2 separate regions of the Homo sapiens genome follow, and region 2 is linked to region 1. The links are chromatin contacts, found by Hi-C or POLR2A ChIA-PET in ENCODE. All regions are on one chromosome and are shown on one strand. The core of a region is the stretch at or near the end of the contact, and the rest is flanking DNA. Distances in the headings are between cores, read along the strand shown. Region 1 overlaps CTPS1 (CTP synthase 1). Region 2 holds the start of FOXO6 (forkhead box O6).

Region 1 (7,255 bases), core at 2,000-4,499:
AATGCTTGTATTTTATTGTATGTGAATTATGCTTCAATATGGTAGAAAGAAAAAGAAAAAACCCACAAAAGCTGGGCGGAAGATGGGCTGAGGAGGCTGTCATTGAACAGAAAGCCCTCTAGAGTCTGCTGCAGAGGCTTAGCTGAGACCCGATCCTGAACACAGTAGAGTGCAGAAAGAGAGAGATTTGGGAATTTAATGATTTTGAAGGAAACTGTTGTATTTTAAAACCTCATATTTAAAAAATGTTTAAGTTATTAAATATATTAAGTTGATCACTTTAAAGCCAGTATTAAGATGATCACTTTAAAGCCAGAATCAAGAAAGACAACTTTGATAAAATGATAATATTATTTAAAAATTAAGAACGCACAGCCTGGGGTCACGAGCCTGCTTTTCTCCCCTGTCTGAATAACATCCAGTACATAGATTCTGCGGACTTGGAGCCCATCACCTCGCAAGAAGAGCCCGTGCGCTACCACGAAGCTTGGCAGAAGCTCTGTAGTGCTCAGTGAGTAGAGTTCGCTGCCTTGGGTTTCCAGAGTTCTTTTGGTTTGTTTTAATGAAAAAGTCCTCTTGTTTTCATGTGCCAGTAGTAGGTAATTGACTTGTTAAAATATTTTTTAATTGTTGAAAAGACTACATGCCATCTGATTTAATCCTTAAAAAATGCAGCTTGTCAATATCATTGGATCTGAAAAGCTGCTCTGATTTTGATATTGTTTGCCATATGCATCTATTGATGAGGCTCATTTAAGGATTTTTCATCCAGAACATTTGATGAGTACCCATCAGTAGAGTCTCATCAGTTGTTTTGGCAGCTGTTATTTATAATAGTAAAACATTAGCAAGAATTTCTGGTTCACTAGAACAGTTGAATATTACGGAGGTGTACACCTTCTTCTGAGTGTCTTGGTCAGTACGGCACACAGAGCTGATGAAGAAAGGCCCCCTTAGGGGAGCATTTTAAGCCAAGAGGTAAGATAAATTGTTAATATTAATATATGTATTTAAAATTTTGGGCTGGGCACAGTGGCTCATGCCTGTAATCCTAAAACTTTGAGAGGCTGAGGTGGGAGGATTGCTTGAGCCCAAGAGTTCAAGACCAGCCCAGGCAACATAGGGAGACCCTGTTTCTACAACAAAAACAACAAAACCAGCTGGGTGTGGTCCCAGCTCCTTGGGAGATCAAGGCTGCAGTGAGCTGTGATCACACCACTGCACTCCAGCCTGGGTAACAGTGTGAGACCCTGTCTCAAGAAAAAAAAATTGTGAACAACTCAGTACCAAAGATAGTGCAGTGGCAGTATTACAATTATGTATACTATCTTTTTCACTTGCAATAAGCATGTTCTTAAGTTACTAAGAAAAGTCCATAGTTTCATATGCAGTTTCTAAGTTGATAGTGTTTACATACAATTCATTGTCACAGTAGCACAATGTATGGGGTTAATTCATGGCTTCAGTGTCTTGGTAATGGCCCGTTAGGCGATTATTGCAAGTTGGACTGGTAGAAAAGGGGAATTGCCTTTGTGGTTTGTTCTTTTGTGCAGTGGAGTGCTGGTTCCAGGAGGATTTGGTGTTCGAGGAACAGAAGGAAAAATCCAAGCAATTGCCTGGGCTCGGAATCAGAAAAAGCCTTTTTTGGGTAAGGAGCTCTGCAGTGCAGTCTTCACTTAAGAGTAGGAAAGAGTGGGGAACGGTGCCACGTGGGAGCCTATGAACAAAGTGGGGGGATTACTGAAACATGCTGTCTTTGTGGATAGGAGCTCAAGTAGAAGCCTTCATGTTTTCTCTTTAGAGACAAATTCAGTCTTGGAAAGCTTATTTATGCTTATGAGCTACATGTAGATGTCGTGGAATTTTGAGAGAATGAATTGTGAATTCCTGTCCATTTAATGAACCCAGCTGTTTGTAGCACACGTGAGGTTGAGTTTTATATCTGCTCACTTGGCACAACAGCTGACTGTAATTGGACAAAATGATTTTGCATGCCTCCTGGTGCTGTACATTTTAGTAATTTTCAACTTGAACAATTATAAATAAAAACTTAATGAGAGAGGGTAAGAAAACTTGAATTTTAAAGTACTGAGGCTAGGCACGGTGGTTCACACCTGTAAACCCAACACTTGTGGAGGCTGAGGCAGGAGGGTTGCTGGATCCCAGAAATTTGAGGCTGTAGTGAGCCAAGATCTCTCCACTGCACTCCAGAGTGGGCAACAGCAAGACCCTGTCTGGGGGGAAAAAAGTACTGAATAGAATATCACTTACTTCTAAAATCGGATAACTTTGCAAATCTAGAATTTTCATCTACTTTACATGCAGTTTTTGAAATCTAATACAAGTAAAGTGTAACAGCAGAGAGTACTTGTTCATAGCAGGAAGTTATGAGTTTGCAATTATAATTCTCCAAATAAAGGACACAAAGGCCATTGCAGAGGCTGCTGGGAAAAGTAGGAGCTGCCTTTTCAATGGAGTTTTGTTTGTTTTTTCCCCCCGACTGGAAGGCGTGTGCTTAGGGATGCAGTTGGCAGTGGTTGAATTCTCAAGAAACGTGCTGGGATGGCAAGGTAAGCGTGCATTAAGACACTCATTCAATTCCCGCTTGTGTATTTCTGGAGGATATGAGGCCTGTTGCCGCCTGGGTGATCAGGAGCTTTGGAGAAGGGCAGGCCTGGGTTCCTAGCACCTCATGGTGTGCCGTAAGGGAGCTGCCTTGCCTCTTGAGGAACAGCACGGCTCCTCCATGCAGGAAGGAGGGAGCACAGCCAGACTCCCTCCTTTGCCTTCTGCCTCTGTGTTCCTGTTCTTGAGATTCTGTCACTTTGATCACCGTGGCCACCATCCTGAAGCTGGTGCCTGGTGTGAAGTCCTTGTCCTAAGTGAGGCTTGGGCAGTTATTATGAGAACCTGGGCTCTGGAGCTATTGAAACTGGGCTCAGATTCCAACCTTACCGCTTATGGGTGATTTTAAGCAATTTACTTAGCCTTTATGGGCCTCCGTTTTTTCTGTAAAATGGGAGTAATAAAGGTACGTACTTCACATGATTAAGGGAGATAATGTATGTAAATAGTCTCTAGTAGTGCCTGGAAAATAGGGAAATGCTCAGATAATATCAGCTCTTCGCCTAGCTGTGTATTACTATGTGACAGACCTCCCTAAAGCTCAGTGGCTCCCAACAGCAGTGACTTCTCATCTCAGTATTCTGTGGTTTGGCTCAGTGCCTGGGTTTCAGCTGCACGTGGTGTACTATCTGAGATGGCACACTCCTGCCTTGTGTTCAGCTGTGAGCTCGGCCCAGCCGGGACGTCAAGATGCTGTCTCCACCTAGTGGCTCATCATTCATTAATCCAGCCCAAGCTTCCTCACACAGGGTGGGCAGCTGGACTCCAAAATGACAGGCCTGTTATGCAGGCACTTATCAGGCCTGCTGATGTCCCGTTGGCCAAAACAAGTCACGTGGCCAAGCCCCGAGCCGGCAGGGGAGGAGAACACACATGGGTGTGAAGACTGAGCATGCTGCACTGGGGCCACCCTGGAATGGTCCACCACAGCCCATTTATTCTCTGTAGCCCACCCGACAAATACTAGATTTTCAGAAAGACCTTGTAAATTCTGTGGAAAATAAAGTAACCTGAAGGAATGTAAAAGCAGTTTGACTTTATAAAGAACAAGTGACTCTGGTGGCCAGCATATGGTTTAGGGCTGGGTTTCATTCACCCTTTCCCTGAGAGGCTGCTTCACAGTGACCTGGCGGTGTGGCTTAGTTTGGTAGACAGCATGCCCTTGAGTGCTGGCTTCTGAGTCCTGAGAGGCACTGTCTTATCACCCGCCACCCCAGAGCTGGCTTTCTGGTCTCCCTGGATCCTTCACAGCCCCAGACCTCTGCCTCTCACTTAGGTTCCCAAATGGGTAGGTGCTTTGGTGATGAGCTTACACTTCAGTTGAGACTGGACCCTGGTTCAGGCCAGGAGGAGAACAGTGCCCAGCGTTCACATAGTACCAGGAACTTGGTCCTTTGCCTTTTGGTCTTTAGTGGTTTTGCTTTGGTTAGACGGTAAGTTCAATGAAGGTTAGAAAGGTTGAGTTGAAATCAGTTCATTTCTGACTGAGCTATTGAGTGAAACAGTTGAGTAGGGCTTTGTATTAGCTGCTGAAGATGAAAGAAGTATAGAAGAAATAGTACTTGTTTATCTCAGAGAGACAAGAGTCTGAAACATTAAGACAATATAAAAACTTGGCTGGGCATGGTGGTTCAGGCCTGTAATCCCAGCACTTTGGGAGGCTGAGTTGGGTTAATCACTTGAGGCCAGGAGGTCGAGACCAGCCTGGCCAACATGGAAAAACCCCATCTCTACTAAAAATACAAAAAATAACCAGGTGTGGTGGTGTGCGCCTGTAATCCCAGCTACTTGGGAGGCCAAGACATGAGAATCACTTGAATTCTGGAGGTGTAGGTTGCAGTGAGCCAAGATTGTGCCACTGCACTCCATTCTGGGTGACATAGTGAGACTCTTGTCTTAAAACACAAACAAACAATATAAGAACTGTCACAGGCGGGGCGCAGTGGCTCACGCCTGTAATCCCAGCACTTTGGGAGGCCGAGGCAGGCAGATCACCTGAGGTCAGGAGTTCGAGACCAGCCTGACCAACATGGAGAAACCCCGTCTCTACTAAAAATACAAAGTTAGCTGGGCATGGTGGTGTATACCTGTAATCCCAGCTACTCGGGAGGCTGAGACAGGAGAATCGCTTGAGACCTGGAGGTGGAGGTTTTGGTGCCGAGATCACGCCATTGCACTCCAGCCTGCCCACACTTGTTGCCCACAAGTGTGAAATTCTGTCTCAAAAAAAAAAAACTGTCAAAGATACAGTATCTAATTAAAAATTACTAGGTTATGCCATTAGTTTTGATTTTCCCATTTTGTACTGATTGACTTTCCAGAGAGTTATACTTAACGTAAAAAAATTCACGTGTGTGTGGGTTGAGTATTTTATGTCTTAAAAATGCTATTTATTGCCGGTCTGGTGGCTTGCACCTGTAATCCCAGTACTTTGGGATGCCAAAGCAGGAGGATTGCTTGAGCCCAGGTGTTTGAGACTAGCCTGGCAATATAGCCTTTGTCTCTCCAAAAAATGAAAAAAAATTAGCTGGATGTGGTAGTGTGCCCCTGTAGTTTGACCTTCTTGGGAGGCTGAGGCTGGCGGATTGCTTGAACCTGGGAGTTCAAGGCTGCAGTGAGCTATGATCGCACCACTGCACTCCAGCCTGGACAACAGTGAGATCTCGTCTGGGGATGAGGTCAGGGGGATGCTATCTTTAGTTTTTGTTCTAATCACTGATCTTAAACTGAGGAGGGAAGTTGTGTTTAGAGCTTAGCAATGAAACTATTAATCACTTTCGTTTGTAACTATTTTCATAACAAGTATTTTGGTATTTCAGATGCCAATTCTACAGAGTTTGACCCTACGACCAGTCATCCCGTGGTGAGTCAAGTGTTTGAACCTCCACAGGGCTTAGAAGGGTGTAGAAGGGGCATTTATGAACGTGATTGATGATTAGAGACAAGAAGTGAGACTGCTTGAGTCCATCCCAAAGAACCCTGAGGTTTTGGGCACTCAGACCTACCAGAGAGGAAAAACTTTTCTTTTTCATTATGTAATTCCTCCCTAATCTTTCATTGACCACAGAAAGTTTTTAAGACAGGTACCAGCCCAGGAAACTGGAGGGGATTCCTGATTAAAATTCTTCTCCATCCCTACTCCCCTCAACTCCCAGAACACAGTATAGATACTAATATGAGACCCTGGCATGTGTACTTACTGTGTGCCAGCCGCTGCTCTCACTGCTTTCATATGTATATTTTATATTAATTCATGGGATCCCCAGCCATAGTCCTGGGAGAACTGCTGGGTTGGAGCACTGGTTGGCTTAACCGTATCCAAAGATTTTCCAGGCTGGCGTACCTTGCGTTAGATTTCATGCCGAGGGCATGTGGCATTCTCAGCCCGCTGTACTGTTAGGCACATGGAGGAGGGACGATGCCTTTAATCACCTTTGAATTCCCAGCCCAGGGTGACAGGGATGTAAAGGGAAGGGCACTTATTTACGTTTTTCAGCAGTCAGCAAATGTGAATGCGTACTATATGCTGGGACTGCCCTTGTCACTGAGGACACCGTGCTAAATGAGACGGACAAAGTTCTTGATCTCACGGCACTTAGACAGCATCACTGTGTTTGTTGACCTGAAATTGAACTTTGCTGATACTAAGGCCTCAGGAGTGGACCAGCAAATGTTTTGCAGCATGGGGCTTTGGGGTCAGGAGGAACAGGGCACAGAGAGCCTGGAATCAGAAGGTGCCTGGGAACGCTGGGCTGAGAGGTGGACTGGGCCATCAGTGCATGGCCCACCCAGTCCTCAGATGCTTGCTAAGCTGCAGGGTGCTAGCCCTGCATCCCTTGCCTTTGAGCAGTCATCAGGCTAGCTGGGGCGATGACAGACATGTTATGACACATCCAGTCCGTGTCTGTGCTACTGTATCAGTCTTTCTAAGGAAGTGATGCTTACCGTCCACAGTGCTGGGGCGGGACTAGCCTGAGGAGGGGCTGCTGTGGTCCTGTCTGCAGATCAGGAGGACAGGCTGAAGGACGGAGCCTCCACCCAACCGAGGTTACAAATGCCAACTGGGAGGCATTTTCTTCTGTGACAAAATGTCTCATAAGGAAAGCCTGGAGAATTAGAGCTTACTTACAAGCCTTTGCCACCCACTCAGCGAGGGAGGTTTCTCTCTAGCGGAAGCAGAGTTCTGTAGTTGGTGTCTGTTTTCTGAACATCTCCAGGTCGTAGACATGCCAGAACACAACCCAGGGCAGATGGGCGGAACCATGAGGCTGGGCAAGAGGAGAACCCTGTTCCAGACCAAGAACTCAGTCATGAGTAAGAGCTGCCTCACGCTGGCCCAGCCTTTGGCTCTGCGTGCCCAGGACGCGTGTCTTAGGGTGATGCTGTGGCTTCGAGGAGCAGGCTGGCTTTTTTTGGTTTCGTTCTTGCTTTTGAAGTTCATTCTTTCCTCTCTTATTCATACCCTTTTAGGATGCACTGTGATAGCCATAGAAGCAGTGTGGGTCTTAGAAAGGACACTGGCAGTGCAGTCAGACTCCTAGGCATGGGCGCCTCAACAGAATGAGGCAGTGAGGTTACATTCATCCTTATCGGTTACTTTCCTATTAAGACCAGCCATATCAATTGCTGA
Region 2 (7,255 bases), core at 2,756-5,255, 360 kb after region 1:
ACAAGGAAGGTACAAGGTCCTTTGGGCCTGGGCTCCATGTTCTTGGGCACCCAGCAGTCGCTGCTGTAAGCTGCCTCCCCAGAGCCAGCAGAACTCTCTGCCCAGGCCTGGTCTGTGGTCTGTGCAGGCCGCCGAAGGGGCCTTGGGTCTTCTTATAGGGGCTGCATTGCTGCACTGTCCCCCTCAGCTGAGCCTCCTCAGCTCAGCCCCACCCACTCCCTGTCACTGTCCCTGCAGGGGCCAGGCCTGAGCCTGTCCTGGAGGCGCTCCCAGCTGTCCTGATATCCCCTCTGGCTTCTGCAGACACTCCCCCTTTCTGCCCCTGGAGGCCTCCTCTGGTCACCAGCCCCTTCCCCTCCCCTCCAGAGGTGTCCCCAGACATCATCTCTGTGCTATTCCTTTTTCCTGGCAACGGTGGCATTAAATATCAGCCAGGCTCTGCTCAGTGCTGGCAGGGTGGGGGTTCTTGATAACCATGTGGTTTAGGGGAGGGTCTTCTCAAGCTCCTGCATGATGGGCTAGGAATGATTGGGTTGATTGTGGTCTGGCTCTGTTCCCAACTCACTGCACTTCCTTGAGCAAACCTCTTCCTTCCCAGACCTGGGTTTCTCTGAGAGGCAGCCCTCTCTGCTTTCAGCCGGGGGTATGAGGACCAGGGCACACAGGTCCTGAGCAAGTGGCAGCAGCCAATCCCAGGATGGCTGACTTTTTCCAGGTGGGCTCTGGGGATGCAGCGCAGCTATGCCCATCAAGCCTCAGAGAAGCGCGTCCTCCTGTCCTCACTTGCCCTGAGTGAGCCGGGAAAGCTGGCAGCAAGCACTGGGAAGCAGGCTCTGGCGGGCCCTGATGGCTCAGCGGTGGCAGCAGCAGTGGTGGCAGGGGCTATTCTGAGCGCTGGGAGGGGCTGGGGAGCTGAGACTGGAGGAGGGGAAGTGACAGGGAGGAGACAGTCTCTTGAGGGCGAGGGGAGTGCCACCTTAGCCCCGGGTGGGGGGTGTCTGCCGATGGCAGTGTGTGTTGGGAGAATTGTGTGGTGTGTGCTCCTCACTGGGAGTGGGCGAGTCAGCTGAGGTATTGAGGCATGCGCTGGGATTGTTTGAGTGTATGTGTACAAGTTTTGTGATCCAAGCACGAGTTGAGTGGGTAACGCGCACATCCACCTGCCTGTGGGCAAGTGAGTGCGCGTGCACTGGAATGCGAGCATGTTCCAGTGTCCAGGGAGGTGTGAGTGAAGAATATGTGCCTGCATGTGGAAAAACGAGGAATGAAAGGGGAAGCAAGTGGGGGCTTGTTTGTGAACAGAAATGAATGTGGGCGTGGTAGGGAGGGTGGATGGGAGCTTGAGAGCCAGCCTGGGGGAGCGGGGAAGGGTGAGAGCTGGTGGTCAAGGGAACTGTAGGTAGAAACCATGGGTCTGTGTAATTGAGACACAAGCGTGAGGCACGTGGCGAGTGTGCTTGTGAGTGAGCCTACATGTGTGAGCGGCTGTGAGTGTGTGCATGGTAAGAGCAGGTGGGACTGTATGAGCTGGGCAAAGTAGGAAGGGAAGGTATGTACACACAAAAGCAGCAATAAAAACAGCTAGCATTTATTGCGCGCTTATTCTGAGCCTGGTGCTCACATTCATAAATGTATTTAATTTTTCAAATATCCTGTGAAGGTAGTGCTATTATGGTAGTCATTTGTAGAGTAGGAAAGAGTGGCTTTGAGCAGTTATGTATCTTGCCCATGCTCTTAATCACTATGTTATACTGCCTCAAAATGAATGTGTGAGCAGGGGCCAAGTTGTGAGTGAGAAGAATGTGAGTGTGTGCCATTGGGTGTGAGTTTGAATGTGTGTGTGTGTGTGTGTGTGTGTGTGTGTAGGAGCTGAGTGTACCAGACATGGGCCTCAGAGGAGAGTCCAGGCAGCAGCTGTGGACACCGGGCAGGGCAGGGGCCTGAGTCAGCCTCTAGTGCATCTCTGCCAACCTGGCTTCCCAGACCCATGTTGGCAGCCTGTGCCAGGGCCCCCAGCTAAGGATCCTCCCAGCAATGGTATGGCCCTCAGCAGGCCTCTGCCTCACAGCTCAGAGCTGGGCCAGGGCCGCAGACTGGCGGGAGGCTTGCTCGGTCTCCAGGGTCCCTTAGGGGAGCAGCTCCCAGTATGGACTCCCCAGGCATGGAGGGCATACGAGTGATGTGGTGGTGGGGGGTGGATTCAGCAATGATTTCAGGCTCCTTGTGACTCTAAACAGAATCACCTGGAGGATGTGTGTATGTGTATGGATCGGAGGGGTCGTCAGCCAGCACTTCCCATGCCCACCCTTGCCTTGGGATATGACTCAGGCAAATGCCACGCCAGGCATCTGCAAGCAAGTCCTGCTCCCACCCTGGGGAATGAGGAGGGGCTCCTCCAGCCCCACCCCCACCCTCACCCTTGGCCCTGCTCCTCAGGTCCTAAACTGGAAGGAAGAAATTTTTGAGAAAGGAGGCCATCTCCCATGGCCTGGGCTCAGCCCTCCCACTGCCCAGAGACCTTCGCATCTCCAGCGTCCTCAGGAGCAAGGTACTGGCTGGTAAAGAAATCAGGAGCTTGAGATTCCAGTCCTGGCCATGCCACCAGGGGAATCACCTGCTCATTCTGGGCCTCAGTTTCCTGATTGGCAAAATAGGAATATTGTGCTAAAGGGGCACAAGGTGTTGCTGGCAGCTCAACAAGTGGTCTGGGCAAGCAGAGAACAGAAAGTGTTGGGAGTTGGGGCTAGAGAAGGTGTCAGGGCTAAGTTGACATTTGCACGGAGCTTTGAAGAGTGGGAGAATCTCTGATGAGGGCCTTGCGGCGGGGAAATGGTGTTCTAGGCAGAGGGGATAAATACCCTGAGCGAAGGCCAGCAGGTGCAGTGGTGACTGGGAAACCTAGCTCAGCAGCCTGTAGGATGAGGCCACGGACTGCCCAACCTCTCGGCTAGCCTCGCCCTTCTGAGCTCATGTGATGATCTGATTAGCATCTGACTCCTGACTAGTCTATGCAGTAGGGGACCTCATTTGTTTCAGTTGCTGCTCTCACTGTAGAGCCCTGGACAGTGCCTGGTGCGTCAGAGGTGCTCAATAAATATCCAGGAACTGATTGAGAAGCATCTCCCCAAACACTGTGAACTTTAGACAAGTGCTTGTTCCAACAACCGCAGTAAGAACCTCCCACAGACTCTAAAACAATGGTTTGCAAGGTGTGGTCTCTCGTGCATCACCTGGGAGCTGGTTAGAAATGCAAAGTCTGGGGCCCCAACCCAGACCTGCCGAATCAGAAACTCTGGAGTTGGGGTCCAGCAATGTTAACAAGCTCTAGGGGATGATTCTGCTCTGCGTCAAACTTTGAGAACTGGAGCTCTAAAACTATGACCACAGGCACCATGAAGAACATGTTTGCGGATGGAGGAGCGAGAATTGTGGCAAAGCCTAGCCTAGAACCCAGGTATTCTTGACCCATTCTTTTTCCCCAGCTCAGTCCAGGGCACAAAGAAGAGCAGAGTTCGATCATCCTCCCTGTCAGAGTCCTGGAACGGAGACTTGGGAACGTCAGGAGTCTACAAACAGAGGGCGGGGCAGTCCTCTCCGGAGTAGAAGGCGGGGCCAGTGCCCTGAGCCCCGCCCCATCCCGTTGCCCCGGGAAACCCCGGGTTGTAACAATAACCGGTGACGCGCTTCTGGGAGGGATCCTGTCGAGCCCATGGGCAGGACAGTCCAGCCGCGGACCAATGGGAGTGTTAGGGCTCCGCCCCCTAGCCCCCCCGCCTCCGCGCCGAGCAGGGGGCGGGGTCGCGCCAGCCGCTCCGCCCCTGCTCCGTAGGCGGCGCTGTTGCTTGCAGGGGCTGCGGCGGGGTCGCCCCGAGCTGGGAGCTCAGCGCCCGGTCTCCCAGCCCGCGGGCGGGGCACCTGGGCTGGCTGAGGATTCCGCGGCCGCAGGCGAAACGCCCCGCCCCCTCCCGCGTCGGGCCCGCCCCCTCCCCGTCCCCCGCCCATCCCGAGGTGCAGCCGGCGCTGAGCGCGGCAGGCGCGGGAGCTGGCGCTGGAGCCGGAGCGGCGGCGGCGGCAGCATTCACCGGGCGGCGGCGGCGCGGGCTCCGGCACCGGCTCGGGCTCCGGCATGGTGCAATCCGGCCTCGTCCCGGGAGAGCAGGGCCCGTGCGCAGGGCCGGCGCCCGGGGAGCGGCGGCAGCGGCGGTGGCGGTGGTGGCTGCAGGCGCAGGCAGGCGGCAGGTGCTAGAAGCGGGGCTGGGCGAGGTGTGTGCCCGCTGGGCTCCCGGGCCGCCGCCCCCTCACTGCCCAGGTCTTTCCCTCCCTTCGTGCTCCCCAGCGCGTCCAGCCCCCTGCCTCCGCGCCTCGGCCCATGGCGCCCCGCGGCTGAGACAGCGCCGCCAGGGACCCCTCCCGCGGGCCTCCCCGGGGCGTGCAGATCCCGGAGCCGCCCGCCCACCCTCCGCGAAGCCTCCCTCCCCTCCTCGCCCGAGCCGGGCGGGACCATGGCTGCGAAGCTGCGAGCGCATCAGGTGGACGTGGACCCGGACTTCGCGCCGCAGAGCCGGCCGCGCTCGTGTACCTGGCCCCTGCCGCAGCCTGACTTGGCCGGCGACGAGGACGGAGCGCTGGGCGCAGGGGTGGCCGAGGGCGCCGAGGACTGCGGGCCGGAGCGCCGGGCTACGGCCCCGGCGATGGCCCCAGCGCCGCCCCTGGGCGCGGAGGTCGGACCGCTGCGGAAAGCGAAGAGCTCTCGGCGGAACGCGTGGGGGAACCTGTCCTACGCCGACCTCATCACCAAAGCCATCGAGAGCGCCCCGGACAAGCGGCTCACGCTCTCGCAGATCTACGACTGGATGGTCCGTTACGTGCCCTACTTCAAGGATAAAGGCGACAGCAACAGCTCGGCCGGCTGGAAGGTGGGGGCGTCCGGCTGGGGAGGGGGCTGGGGACGCCGACTGGGGCTTCCAGGGGCTGCTAGGTGTGTTGGGCTCCAGGAGGGCCGTCAGAAGGAGGGCTTTTTGGCACCCCCCGGGGTCACAGAGTGTGCGCCCAGGGCGTGGGGCCGGCCAGCGGACGGGCGGGGGCGTACTGGGAGCAGCTGTGTGCGTGCTCCCTTGCGGGGAGGGATGCGGGGTGGGAGGTCTGGTAGGGTGACAAGGGACTGCCGCTTTGAGGCGTCCCCGAGGCACGTCCCCACCCTGTCCTTGGGGGCATAGCAGAGGAACCCATTCCCAGGCCGCGGACATTGGGGAGCCTCCCCCTCCTCCCCCAAGTCTGCTTTGTGTGACTCTTGTTTTACCCTTTCCACCAGGGCACCCTTCTTAGAGCGCTGGAATAATGACTTGGGGCCAATGCCGGCTTTCCCTCCCAAATCTCTATCATTGCGCTTCCTGGAGCTGTCCCCAGGGTGAGGAGTGTGACCATGGGCCCACAGTTCTTCTTGTGGTGCCAGAGTTCACCCTAGGGCACCAACCAGCCTGGAGTGGGGAACTCGGCAGGTGACCTGAGATCTGAGTTCTCCATGGGGTGGCTGCTGCCCCCCTTACCTAGATCAGGATGGGGGTCACTGGTGATGGCCCCTGCTGGTGTGAGGACAGGGTGTTGAGAGCTGGGGATCTGTCCATACCCACCCAGGATGCTTTTTTCCACTTCCCTAGCTGTCGGAGCCCAGATCCATTTAGGGGCTGGGGGAGGGGCAGGGTACCCCAGGGAGGCCTCAGTGCCAGCCAGTGGAAAGGGGGGAGCCACCTTAGGAGGGGACAGGGGCTTGCTTGGATTGTGGCCTCTCGACCCAGCTCCTCCCCTGGCCATCTTGTTGGAGAGTGGGGATAGTCTATGCCTTTGGGGGAGAGGAGGCTGGAGACCCCTCCTGTGCCTAGGAGGCGAACTGTCAGCCTCCCTATGGGAGGAGTGGCCTCTGTGAGGGAGGCATGCCTATGTCAAGGGAGGGGGCTGTGCCCTGTGGTGCCTGTGAGCTGGGTCAGAGGAAGGAGGTGTGCCAGTGGAGGAGGGGAGACTTGTGGGCATGAACAGCTCTAGATACCCAGGGGCAGCATTGTAGAGCCAGGGTATCCTGACCTGGGAGCCCATGGCTCTCAGGGTTAGTGCTGGCAGCTTCTGTCCCTCACCGGCCACTGTGGGGCAGGAACACAGGCTGGAGGAGTAGACCTGGGTCTCTTTCCGCATCCCCTCTCCCATCCCCTTGGGCTCAACCCCCACCAGAACACATTTCCCCCAAGTGTGTCCTGCACTCCCCATGCCCTGGCTTACTCCTCCCTGTAGATGTATTCACTGTCCTCAAGGGTACAGAGTTCAGATGCCTCCTCCAGGAAGCCTTCCCTAAACCCTTTTTAGCTAGCTTAGGACTCCCCTTTCTCTGGCCCTCTCCCTGCTGGTAGCAGGTTTTAGTCATTTGTGTTCTGTCTCATTTCCCCTCTCTACCCTGCTTTTGGAAGACAGTGGCAGTGTCAGAACCATTCTGTGCCCACAGCACCCAGCATACAGTCTTGACACCAAGAAGCCACCAGTGTGTGTCTAGTGAAAGAGTAGGGAACTGAGTGGATGGTGCAGGATGCTGAGGCAGGGGACAGTACATTGGGCCAGAGTGGCTGGGAGGGCTTCTTGCAGGACATGTAGCTCCAGCTGGGCTTGCTGCATCAGGCAGCATGGGGAAAGATGGGAAGAGGGAACATGAGGCTGGAAGTAAGCAGAGAACTGCAGTTCATTGAAGGTCTTGGGGCCAAACACTGTGAGAGGCACCTTGACACATCTGCCTTTAACGCTCTCAGCAGTCCCTGAGGTGGTTTTACTGTGACCAAATGGTCTCCCTCCAGGGTCTCCAAAGCCGGCATTGGCCCCAGGTACAAGGAAGGCCCTGAGGCCCGTATTTAGGAGTGAACTGGTCACACAGTTAGTAGATGGGAAAGCTGGAATCCAGCCTACATGTGTCTCCCTCCAGGGTCCCCAAGCACCTCTGGAACAGTGTCCTGCTGGCGGGGGGGTGGGGGGGTGGGAGGGACACACTGAAGGCTTTGAATATGGGCAGGTATAAATCCTAAAACGTGATTGAGAATATGCTTGGAGATAGTTTAGACCCATGAGTTCATTTCCCAGACGGTGAGACTGAGGCCCTGGAAGGGGATAGGAGTCTTGCCACCGGCATCACTGAGCAGCAGGCCTTGGATGAGGGCCCAGGCCTCCCGCCTGCCCATTGGATGCGGTTTCCACAGCACCACACTGCTAGGGACACACCGAT

Evidence for each region. Hi-C counts contacts between places; a loop is a spot of excess contacts on that map. ChIA-PET counts read pairs that join two places held with the same protein, here RNA polymerase II (POLR2A). Pooled maps may share reads with other maps.
Region 2: a loop to region 1 is called in a pooled map, with 4 times the contacts of the local background. The contact joins the promoter of FOXO6 here to the enhancer-like site in region 1. A Hi-C loop is called at or near these places in 6 of 50 pooled maps. POLR2A ChIA-PET finds 5 or more read pairs at or near these places in 4 of 52 experiments (BJ, CD4-positive, alpha-beta memory T cell, WTC11 and 1 more).

The regions. Positions count from the first base shown.
Region 1 is chr1:41,000,607-41,007,861 of GRCh38, forward strand. It overlaps CTPS1 (CTP synthase 1), which reads left to right. Exons shown (of 19, transcript NM_001905.4): 10 at 423-511; 11 at 1,554-1,648; 12 at 2,508-2,570; 13 at 5,445-5,488; 14 at 6,843-6,939. Among named protein-coding and RNA genes, the nearest start is that of SLFNL1-AS1, 10 kb to the right of the region's middle. RefSeq lists enhancers at 3,385-3,534, 6,279-7,255 and a silencer at 6,417-6,617. Within about 2 kb of position 3,250, at least 12 of the 41 ENCODE cell types and tissues checked have a DNase peak (open chromatin) inside an H3K27ac peak, as active enhancers do.
Region 2 is chr1:41,357,429-41,364,683 of GRCh38, forward strand. It overlaps FOXO6 (forkhead box O6), which reads left to right and starts at 4,006. Exons shown (of 3, transcript NM_001291281.3): 1 at 4,006-4,916. The coding sequence starts at 4,503. RefSeq lists enhancers at 3,412-3,481, 3,549-3,843 and silencers at 3,642-4,301, 4,502-4,721.